Regions from separate parts of the Mus musculus genome. Here region 1 is linked to region 2. The links are chromatin loops, found by intact Hi-C in ENCODE. Cell type or tissue: heart. All regions are shown on one strand. Each heading gives the region's core, and the rest is flanking DNA. Links, peaks and the distances in the headings are about the cores only.

Evidence for each region. Hi-C counts contacts between places; a loop is a spot of excess contacts. Peaks named below come from ENCODE experiments on the same cell type or tissue, not always from the same donor. Only the 100,000 strongest peaks of a DNase experiment are listed, where the experiment ranks them.
Region 1: it touches region 2 in a loop (11-fold over the local background); 21 of 42 quality-filtered maps call a loop at or near these places.

Annotation. Positions count from the first base shown.
Region 1 is chr13:103,118,384-103,123,767 of GRCm38, forward strand. All of the region lies in intron 3 of Mast4 (microtubule associated serine/threonine kinase family member 4), which reads right to left. Among named protein-coding and RNA genes, the nearest start is that of Gm30050, 24 kb to the left of the region's middle. In heart, for the core only: a CTCF peak has its summit at 2,695 (motif pointing left); no DNase peak of the experiment used is centred there; H3K4me3 peaks cover 920 bases; H3K27ac peaks cover 1,164 bases.
Region 2 is chr13:102,676,415-102,681,798 of GRCm38, forward strand. No RefSeq gene overlaps it. Among named protein-coding and RNA genes, the nearest start is that of Gm41046, 13 kb to the left of the region's middle. In heart, for the core only: a CTCF peak has its summit at 2,276 (motif pointing right); a DNase peak (open chromatin) is centred at 2,287.

The DNA.
Region 1 (5,384 bases), core at 253-5,252, 440 kb after region 2:
CTCTCAGTGGTTCTGAGTAGGGCCCTACTGTTGAAGACATCACACACTTAGGCCATGCCGCTTGGATAGTGAAAGATGGAGCTGACCTGAAAGCCTCTTTACTGTGGTATAGCCTTCGTGGGTCCAAAACATACTATGCGAACTGCCAAAGGAAGGAAGCAATGAGACAGTCCTACCCTGCTGTAACAGCCATGAACCACGACAATTACTATTACGGCAAGCGATGCATAAAGATTCAGTAAGCGGCACCCACATTAGTGGATTAACAGCACCAGCAACTGTCTAATTGGACTTAAGGCCCATTTAACAGGAGGGAAAGCCTGCCTGGTATTAGAAACTTAACCAGTTTCCTAGGGCTAGTAAGGTCATGGACTTTAGAAAAGAATCTACTACTGCCACATTGCTAAACCAGAATCATTCCTTTCTACAACTAAACATTAACTTTGCACCCACAGATAAGTGTACTACCACCCGTCAATGGAGAATCTTCTCTTTAGAGCAGATGGAGACCATCACAGGAAACCACAATTGGATACAATGCAAAGATCAGACGGTTGTAGGGAGCCTAGCCCAAACAGATCTACAACACAGCTGCATCTATGGCTTAGGGAGCATCGTAGAGGGGAGAGTGGGGGTAAAGAAGGTTTCAGGAGCCAAAATACCAGAAAGTCTGCTGTGAAATAATCTCTCAGAGATAGCTAACTACGGGGCTGGAGAGATGGCTCAGAAGTTAAAGAGTGCTGGCTGAGTTCAGCGTTCAATTCCTATCAACCACATGGTGGCTCATGACTATCTATAATCGGACGTGACGCCCCCTTCTGGCATCTTGGTGTCTATGAAGAAAGAGCACTCAAACATACAGACTCCTTTTTGGAAAAAAAAAAAAAAAAAAGAAACAGCTGCATAAACAAGCCAGACTGGAACAGTAATATCAGTGGACATGTTAATGTGGGAATGGGGAAGTTTCATGGGATTCCACTCCTAAACCCCTAACCAAAGTGTAACAGACAACTACCGACTGCTGGAAGAAGCTTCTACCAGGAACGAGCCCCTTAACTGGTTGTCCAATGCAGAGTAGTCAGCCTTAATATCACATAGACACAAACATCAAAAGTAGATTCAGAAGGTCCCATTAACACACACACACACACACACACACACACACACACACATTTGTGCATACAAATATAACAAAACAGAGGCTATCAGAGAGTAGGGGGTATGGGAAGGCTCAAGGGAGGGTAACTTGGAGGGGCAAGATGAAAGAAAGGAAGGGAAAATTTAATTCATTTTCAATTAAAATATATATATATATGTGTGTGTGTGTGTGTGTGTACACATATGCACATGTAAAATAAAACAACAAAAGAAGTGCTTCTCAGAATTCAGAGTGTAGCTCATTTCTTTTGCTTGGGTTTCAGTTCCACAGCAGAGGAATCTAGAATAGTGGCGCCCACAGAGCCACTCGGCGTTTAAGTCAAGAGGACACCATCCGCCAGCACGCACGGGCTAAGGCACAGGAAGCGGTTGCTTATACTATGAGATGCATGTTAGTGGGGCAGTGTGGGACATCCACTGAAGAGCAGAGGGCTGAGCTGTGAGTGAGAGCCCAGCATGTTCCCAGGCATAGCCTGGATCTCAAAGCGTGGCTTCAAGGATGTGTTGTTTCATGGGGAAGCGGCCATGCTAAACAAATAAAGGGGCTACAGATATAGCCCAGTGGTGAGGCTTGCAGGACAAGCTGGCAGCCCTGAGCTCGATATTCTGTACTATGGAATGGATATGTAAGTGAGAGAAAGGAAGGAAGGAATAAACATGTGACATCTCCATCAAATGTTGCAACATAATAAATAAACTACTGGAAAAGAGCCAAATCTTCTGACACATTTGATTTACTTAATTTTATTTTGAGACAGGTTCTTAGGTTTCCCTCTCAGATGCCCATGTAGTGAAGATGGCCTTAAACTTCTGATTCTCCTGCCTCTAGCTTCCCTGTACTACTATGACTCCAGGCACACATCCCCCACATCTTTCTGAGCCAAAAATATATTTGATTATTTGATTCATGGCTACAGATGCTTGATATCATTTTATGCTTTTATTAATGTGTATTAATTAGGCTTACTAATGAATTTCATTATGGCATTTTCATACATCCATGTAGCATACTTTGACCACACACACACACACACACACACACACACACACACTCACTCCCACATACATGCATGCATAACCTCCCATCAACTTTAAGTTGAAATACTCAAGAAATAAACAGCTGCATACTCCACAGGGCCCAAGTAGCCCACACTGGATGTGGCCCAGGAACAGACCAGGCTACTACTGTATCTATCACCCCAGGAGGCAGCCCTGCACACAAGGGCTAGCGAGCGGCCCCTTGGAAATCACTAGCCCCAACCCTCAGGCTGTTACACTTTAAAGCAAGGCTTTTCCCATTAAAGCTCCTCTGGACTGAAGACAACAAAAAGAGATTCCCTGCCTCTGGCTTGGCGAACAGTGACAGGGGCACCAGGGAGAGGGTGGATTTCCCCTTGGTGATTGTCTGCCCGGGACTTAAGATGTACACGGAAACAAAGGAAAGGGCAAGGGAGATGTGTGTGGTGGAGACCCAGCGCGACAGTCAACCCTGTTTTCCCTATGTTGCCTCTAGGCAGAGTGAGGTAGATGCTGCCATCTAGAGATGTCTAGGGATATGGCTTTGATAGCAGTGTGGCTCACAAGGGAAAGGCAGGTAGATGGGGGTGGACGTGGAAGACCTCAGCCTGAGGATGACATTCTTTCAAGATGATTCTGTCCCCGCTTAAAGAAATAGCAAGAAGTCCACAGCTCCCACGAGTGCACGAATGTAAATTCCCCTGGAAGAGAAAACCGGGGGATGAAGAATTAGAGAGGCAAGAAATCAAAGAGATGAGATTTGTTTTGTTTTGTTGTAATGAGGGAAAGAAGAGGGTGGGTAGCTGTGATGAGACGTGTCACCAGGGACCGAAGGATTAGCACCTCTGGAAACCACCGGACTTCCAGAGTTATGAACTACAGACAGGGGGAATGAGGTTAGAGAGAAAGCCAACGGGGAAGAATTAAAATCAGATAGGCAAGAAAACAAGCCAATATAAAACCCAGCCGAAGAGCGGCATCCTGGGGAAAACAAGACATGTGAGTAATGAAAAAGTATGTATTTGCTATCACAGGGTACCAAAGCTCACAGAAAGATAAAGGAATTCCTGTATGTATAGAAAGGAGGCTAACAGCAACTGTATAGCTATACCATTTTCAGCTTTGTGTTTAAATAAAATTCTCAAAACCTTCTATTAGAACTTACCATATTGTAACAGGAAATAGCTAGATTTTTAGAAATGCAAAATGATATAGTTATTTAACCCAGGATTTCCCAAATGACAAACTTGATCTAACATGCTGAGATGGGAAACTAAAGCGAGTTCTACCTGATCAAAGATTTGCTCTGATAACAGGTTCCCAATCTGTCGCTCTTAATGAGGAGCGTTCTGTGTTGATGGGGATCAGACTGTGGTCATAATCCCAGTGCCAGCTTGTGCCACCTGTCAGCCGCGTGGGACAGGTGACGAGCCTCCCGCTGTAGTGGGGACGAGAGCCATGAGCAACTTCAGCTGCATCTACTTAATTTCCTATCAGATGCAGATTGGTTTAAAATGCCAGATAAGTGGGGACCATTCAGTGACAGCCAAGCCCCTCCCCGTTCTCACGGGATGAGAAATCCAAGGGTTGTCAACATGATGGATGAGGGGAATTACTCCTGGTGGCTGTCAGTGCCCATCCCCCTTGGAGCCAGCCTTCTCATCAGCACTATGGCCCAGAGATGTTTTGAACGAGTCAGGACAGAGGTGGTTTGGGAGAACAGCTCGTCTGGCCCCACAAGGTGGAGCACGCCTACCCTCTGCACATCTGTCGGTTGTTTCACAAGATACTGTATGCAAGTTACGTTTCCACAGAGTTTCCATCCGTAGAGGGAGCATGACACTTGGTAGCATTTACAAGTTCCTAACTACAAACTGCAAGGTAGCCTAATCTCTCCCTTCAGCAGAGCACAGCAAAGTCAGTCCCTACCCACCCACCCCTGCGATGGACGATTCCTGGAAATAGCCTCAGTCTTTCGAGACAAGCTCCTTTATTAGCCAGTCTCTCAGCCTGCTGTCATCAGCAATCAGTGGGCACCACCCAGGGAGTAACAAGTCACAAACACCATGAGGACCAGTTACACCCCCTGCCTCAGCACAACACACAGCTTAGGAGGTAAACTGAAAATACAGGTCCCCTCCCATTGATCCAAGGACCCTGGATCACGAATTAGCTGCTGTTCAGCAAGGGGTGTTTTTTCCTCACAGACTTTCAAAGGCGGTGATGACGAAAAAGGTTTAAAAGTGAGGGAAGGTCTTTACAATGGAACCGGAAAAAAATTCAACTCTAGAATGTTTTAATCCTAGGTTCCCCTACCAACTATACTAGATGGCACACATGGCAGGAGTTGGGTGATGTGGTTTAAATACAGGAAGAGATCCAAATCAAAGGAACGACAGTCAAGACACACACCTTTTATATAACTGGGGATTTTAGTATAGACTAAAAGTGGTATTAGAGATCACGGAGGAAAAGAGCTATTAAATAATTATGCTGGAGTAATTGACTGACTACTTGGAGGAAGTGTAAAAATTTCTTTATTCCTTTAAAGGTACATAAGTCCCTAAACACTAAAAACCAGCCAGACAGATTTTTTTTTTTTAATTTCTAAGAATCAAGAAAGAATTTTGAAAATCCATTTTAACTTTCACATCAAGCCAGAGGTCATTGGAAATGAATAGAAAAAAAAAAAAAAAAACCGAAGAAAGCAAGCAAAAAGGTTACAGAAAAGATAGCAGGTAACATTAAGAACAGAAAAGGAACCCAGCCTCCTGGTGGTGCGTGCTGTTAATCCCAGCACTGTGGAGGCAGAAGCAGACAGATCTCTGTGAGTTGGAGACCAGCCTGTCTACTCATCAAATTTCAGGGTAGCCAGGGCTTAATACCCTGACTCAAACAAAACATAACAAAGACTGAAAACAGCCTCAAAATATAAGATACTGTTCAGAATACAGATTTGAAAATAAACTATTAAATACCTCACAGAATCACAAAATACTAAACTTAATCAAGAAAAGAAGTTGAAATCCAGTCTTATTATTTAAAATGTGGGTTTTAAAAGTTCCCTGAGAAATAAAATACTAAATTTGACAACTCTGGACAACATTCAGAGAACAAGAAGAAGGTGAGTCTATTCTTAACATAAACTTTACCAAACATAAAAATAAGGGAACTTACCCCGTGGAAGATAAAATTATTGTTCATAAATA
Region 2 (5,384 bases), core at 333-5,332:
GCACTGTGAGAGGTCATGGAAGGCCATTGGAGAAGGTGTGGCCTCAGCTGTAGTTGATGGCCCAGGACTGAAGGGGTCATGCAAAAGAGTTTAGGCTTGGCACCATGAAGAGAGCCTATGAAAGGCTATTGGTGAAGCCTATTGGAGTGGAACACCCCAGTGTATTGGAGAGGTCAGTACCATGGGATAATCACCAAGAACAGCAGCCTTAGTGGAGTGGATCAACCTGAGCTTAGAGTGCTACAGAGGGCAGAGCTGGAGAAGTGATGCCAGCCCTTAGAAGGAGCCCAAAAGATCAAGTGGAATCCCAGACTCTGAAACAAGAAGCTGTAACACTGAAATTGCCTTGGAGACTCAAGATGTTAAAGATGCCAGAGCCATGGGATACATGCTGAGGAAAGCTGCTAACAGGGAGTGGAACCAATCTAGGAGAAAGCAGTTTGTTGCAGTCAACAAAGATGAAAAAGGAGTGGAGATCTGAAGACTGCTTTGACATCAGCCATGGAGATGCAGAGTTTGGAGTTTGCCCAGCTGGTTTCCTGTCTTTCTTTGGGGATTACAGTTAAGTAATTGGATAAATCTCAGAAGAGACCTTGAACTTTGGACTTTTAACACTGTTGAGACTGCTATAGACTATGAGGACTTTGAAAGTTGGACTAAATGCATTTTGCATTATTCTGTGTTTAAATATGGCCCCCCATACATTCATGTGTTTGAACTAGCCTATGGGGACTAGGGAGTGGAATGTGATGGTTTGTATATTCTTGGACCAGGGAGTGGCACCATTTGGAGGTGTGACCTGGTTGGAATAGGTGTGTCACTGTGGGTGTGGGCTCACCCTAGTTGCTTGGAAGTCAGTCTTCCACTAGCCGCCTTTGGATGAAGATGTAGAACTCTCAGCTCTGCCTGCACCATGCCTGCCGGGATGCTGTCATGCTCCCATCTTGATGATAATCGACTGAACCTCTGAACCTGTAAACCAGCCCCAATTAAATGTTGACCTTAATAAGAGTAGTTTTGGTCAAGTTAGTTGATGCTCATTATACAGGACACAGGAAATACTCAACATATTAAAGTAGGGGTTCATGTGTTTGTTTGCTTTTAAGGGTTTTGGAGAGGTTGTTGGGGAGCCAGGTTATGTCAGCCCACAGTTCATTAAATAATACAGCCCTTCCTGGCAGGGAGGTCCTGGTGTCAGGAGCTTGAGGCAGCTGCTCAAGTTGTATGCAAACTCAGAAAGCAGAGACTGGTGAATCTAATGTGGTTTGAAGTTCTAAAATTTGGGCGCGTTATTTTGTATTTGGAACTTTTTTTTTTTTTTTTTTTTTTGATAGGGAAGGAAGTGACTACTTTCGCATCTGTGAAACATGTTAGTACGGAGATAGTGGAACAAATGGGGAAAAAAAGCCTGTCTTTGCCACCAGGAGTTATCCCACCCCCATCCCCATTTCTGAGGCAAAGAACATTATGCTTGTTTGTTTTTCTAAAGGACAGTGTAATATACACTGATGTCAAGATAAAGCAAGGTAATAAGGCTTATAAAGATTTTTTAATTATGCAAATTTGCTGAAGGGCATTTTTTGCCAGATACACAAAAATTGCATTCAAAGAATCACAACTCTGGACTGGAGAGATGGCTCAGCGGTTAAGTGCACTGACTGCTCTTCTGAAGTTCCTGAGTTCAAATCCCAGCAACCACATGGTGGCTCACAACCACCTGTAATGGAACCCAATGCCCTCTTCTGGTATGTCTGAAGACAACAACAGTGTACTCACATATATAAAATAAATAAACCCTTAAAAAAAAAGTACTACTAGTTCTAGAAAGGACCAGGAACTGGTAGCTAGACAGTCCATCCATTTACCCAACCATAATTGTTGGACGGACTCCTAATACACTATGAGGAAAGGCAGGCCTGTGATGTCACCAGTTTTACTACTAATAGAAGGAAATTTTCAAGCAAACAAAATATTCAGAAGCTGCAATAGAATTTAGCACAGAGGAGAGTAGTGACTTTAACTTCTGCACGGAGTTGTCTCCGGGGCATGGAGGATATTGGGGTATATTCATTGTTCTACAAACACCTTAGGGGTATGGAAAATGATGGTCATCTCTTAGTCTCCAGAAGTTGCTAATACAGCCTTCAAGCCACAAGGACACATCAGCAGTACAGTGCCACACAGGTCCCCAGTAGAGGAATGTCTCCTGGTCCTCAGAGCAAGGCTGAAGTGCCATGATTGTTCTCCTGGTAATCTCCATGTGACATTCAGAAAGTGGCCACTAGGTGGCAGCTGCATGCTGCGAAGAAATAAACCCTACTGTACTTGGTGCTCAGAAGCCAAACTTCAACTAAGTCCTGTGCCTGAACAGAGGATGGAGACAGGTTGGGGTTTACTCTGACCTCAGCCCACAAGCAGGCGAAATGGGGGACTGGGTGTTCTGAGCACCTCTGAAAAGTTGAAAGTTGGATTTTAATTCATTCGTATGAATTAAAGTAATTTAAATACAACAGCAGATGTTCAGCTCGGGTATTTAAAAACCTTTAAATCAACCTGGCTATGAACACAGGAGTCTGACAACCTACTTCCTCAACTGCGAATTCTATTAACAGACAGTTCCATTGAAAATAATGAAGTTAAGCTATGCTGTAAATGGCAAAGTCACCACTGAGGTTGACATAGAAGTGTGTTATAACCACCTCAGTAGCTCTTCTGTCACCTCAGAGTTACCATCTTGACCACATTTGGAAAGATCTACCCTCCCAACAAGCTTGATTCATACTTGTATGAGTTATGCTGATTTTATATTGATTTATGTAACATTTTGATGTTGTTTTGAGATAAAGCATATTAAATTTCACCTTCTTTCCTTTCGCTGCGTGGTTTGGTTTGGGAGGTGTTTTGCCACTTACTGAGAGAAAATTAAATGAAACACAGAGGTAGGAACACACTGGGAGAAGACAGCAGCCCTCTCCAGGCTCCTGCGGAGGCTGTTCCTTTCTCTACCTGCCCCAGGGCCCTCCAGTCCATGTCTCTCCACGGGGATACTTGCCTTCCTACCCAACTCAGGCATTTTCCTGGTGGTTTGGATCCTCTTGGTTCAAAGAAAAGTAGTGATCTTATATTTTCCTTCTCTTCTCTCTCCTCTTACTCCTGCTTCTCTCCAGCTTGGTCCCACGGTGCGTGAAGAAAGGAGCCTTCCTGCCCACTCACCCAGTTGTGTGCCAGTTCTGTAGCTTGTGTGGCAGGTTCTAAATTCTTACAGCAACTCTTACTGTCTACTTCTTTTTTTCCACTCTCTCTTTTCTTTTCTTTTTTCCTTTTTCTTTTTATTGGATATTTTATTTATTTACAGTTCAAATGTTATCCCCTTTCCTGGTTCCCCCTCCGGAAACCCCCTATCCCGTCCCCTCTCCCCCTGCTTCTATGAGGGTGTTCCCCCACCCACGCACCCACTCCCACCTCCCTGACCTGGCATTCCCCTACACTGGGACATCAAGCCTTCACAGGTCCAAGGGCCTCTCCTCTCATTGATGTTTGACAAGGCTAACATATGCAGCTGGAGCCATGGGTCCCTCCATGTCTACTCTTTGGTTGGTGGTTTAGTTCCTGAAGCTCTGTGGGGGGAGGGTCTGGTTGGTTGATATTGTTCTTCCTATGGGTTGCTAACCCCTTCAGCTCCTTCAGTCTTACTGTCTACTTCTTAGGAACCAAAGACAGACAGACAGACAGACAGAGAGGGAGAGAGAGAGAGAGAGAGAGAGAGAGAGAGAGAGAGAAACAAAGAAACAAAGAAAATTTAGAAATACAAATTCTAAAAAGCAAAATGTAGATAATGGAAGTAATAACAGATTTTTTTTTAATAATATTGTTCTCTCTTTTTATATGTTGATGTGGGCAGCAGGTCCTTATGTGTGCCTGAGCAAAATGAGGACTCTCTGAGGGAACAGTGGGGGTTATAAGCAAAAATAGCACAAGAAAAAGCTCTGGGGGTGAAGCCACAAAGGTGAGCAAACCTGACTGCGCTAATGACTGCCCCACCCCCATCCTGTGTCCTTCCACCCCACACCTCACCTCCACTTAGAATGTCCGGCCACTTTCCTTCCTGGATTCATTACTCAAGAATCATAAAGAATTATAAATGACCTAGAATGTTTGCTTCTTGTGCATTAATGATGTTAGATTATTCGTTCTCTCTCTCTCTCTCTCTCTCTCTCTCTCTCTCTCTCTCTCTCTCTCTCTCTCTTGAAAGAGAATACCAAGAGTCTTAGGGATGGGCTGGGTCAGGATGCTGTGCTTATCTGGCATCAGATGGGGTGTGTGATGTGTAGTTAGCCACTGGCTTCAGAAGGCTGAGCATTTGGTATTTGCCTGCTACATATTCGTAGGATATAGTTCCAAAAGTTCCTTTTGGTGGTGGTGGTGGGGGGTGGTGTCATGTTTCTTAACTAGGATAATTGTGTAAAAGCTACAAGCCCTTTTCACTTTAATCAGAGATAAGCATGCTTAGATTTGGGGGAGAAAAAAATTATATATACATATACATACATATATATATATATATATATATATATATATATAGAGAGAGAGAGAGAGAGAGAGAGAGAGAGAGATTGAGTTAGAAGGCAATCATCTTACATGACTGGGAAATGAAGCTTCTAGACTTTGGGAGTTATTTAACAAAATTTCCAGTGCCAGGCCTGAACACCTCCTTATGGGTTATTGATTGAAGGCACCAGAAATCCCCAGAACTATGCAGGTTCTTGTCATTCCTCATGATTGCCTACCAGAACCAGATTATAGGAGACCCTATTGTTGAAGAATATATATATGACATAGAGAAATCAAGCTAGAACTGAGCTAGAAGCTTCCTCTCTGCCAGCTAGCTTTGGTGGTTCCAGAAGATGTTCTGAAAGCTGCTAAGGGAGAGAGCATCGTTGATCTTATCCAGCTGTTAACCCTGTGAGCCATGAGGCCATCCACCAAGCAAACTGTGCCCACTTGTTCAGTAGTGGCATTCTGGGTGTTGGGTACACTAACCAACAGCTCTCTAACTGGAATTGAGGCCAGTTTCACAAGAGGGAATCCAAGCCTGGTACCAAAGACCTGAGGGGAAACCCGTAGCTAAAGAAGTCATAGGTACTGGGAGTGAGTAACTGAATACTGTTTTTAAGCAAAATTGACAAAGCATCAAGCTGCCTTCTAAATGTTGGTCTTTACCTGTAAGCAAAAGCTACTGTTAGCCTTCATCAGAGAAGCCTCATCAGTGAACAATGGTAAAGACTCGGGGTTTCACAGGCACCGAGAGTACATGACAGATGAGACTCACAGCTTCACAAGGTACCAAGAATACATGACAGATGAGTACTGATCCCGGAACAAGA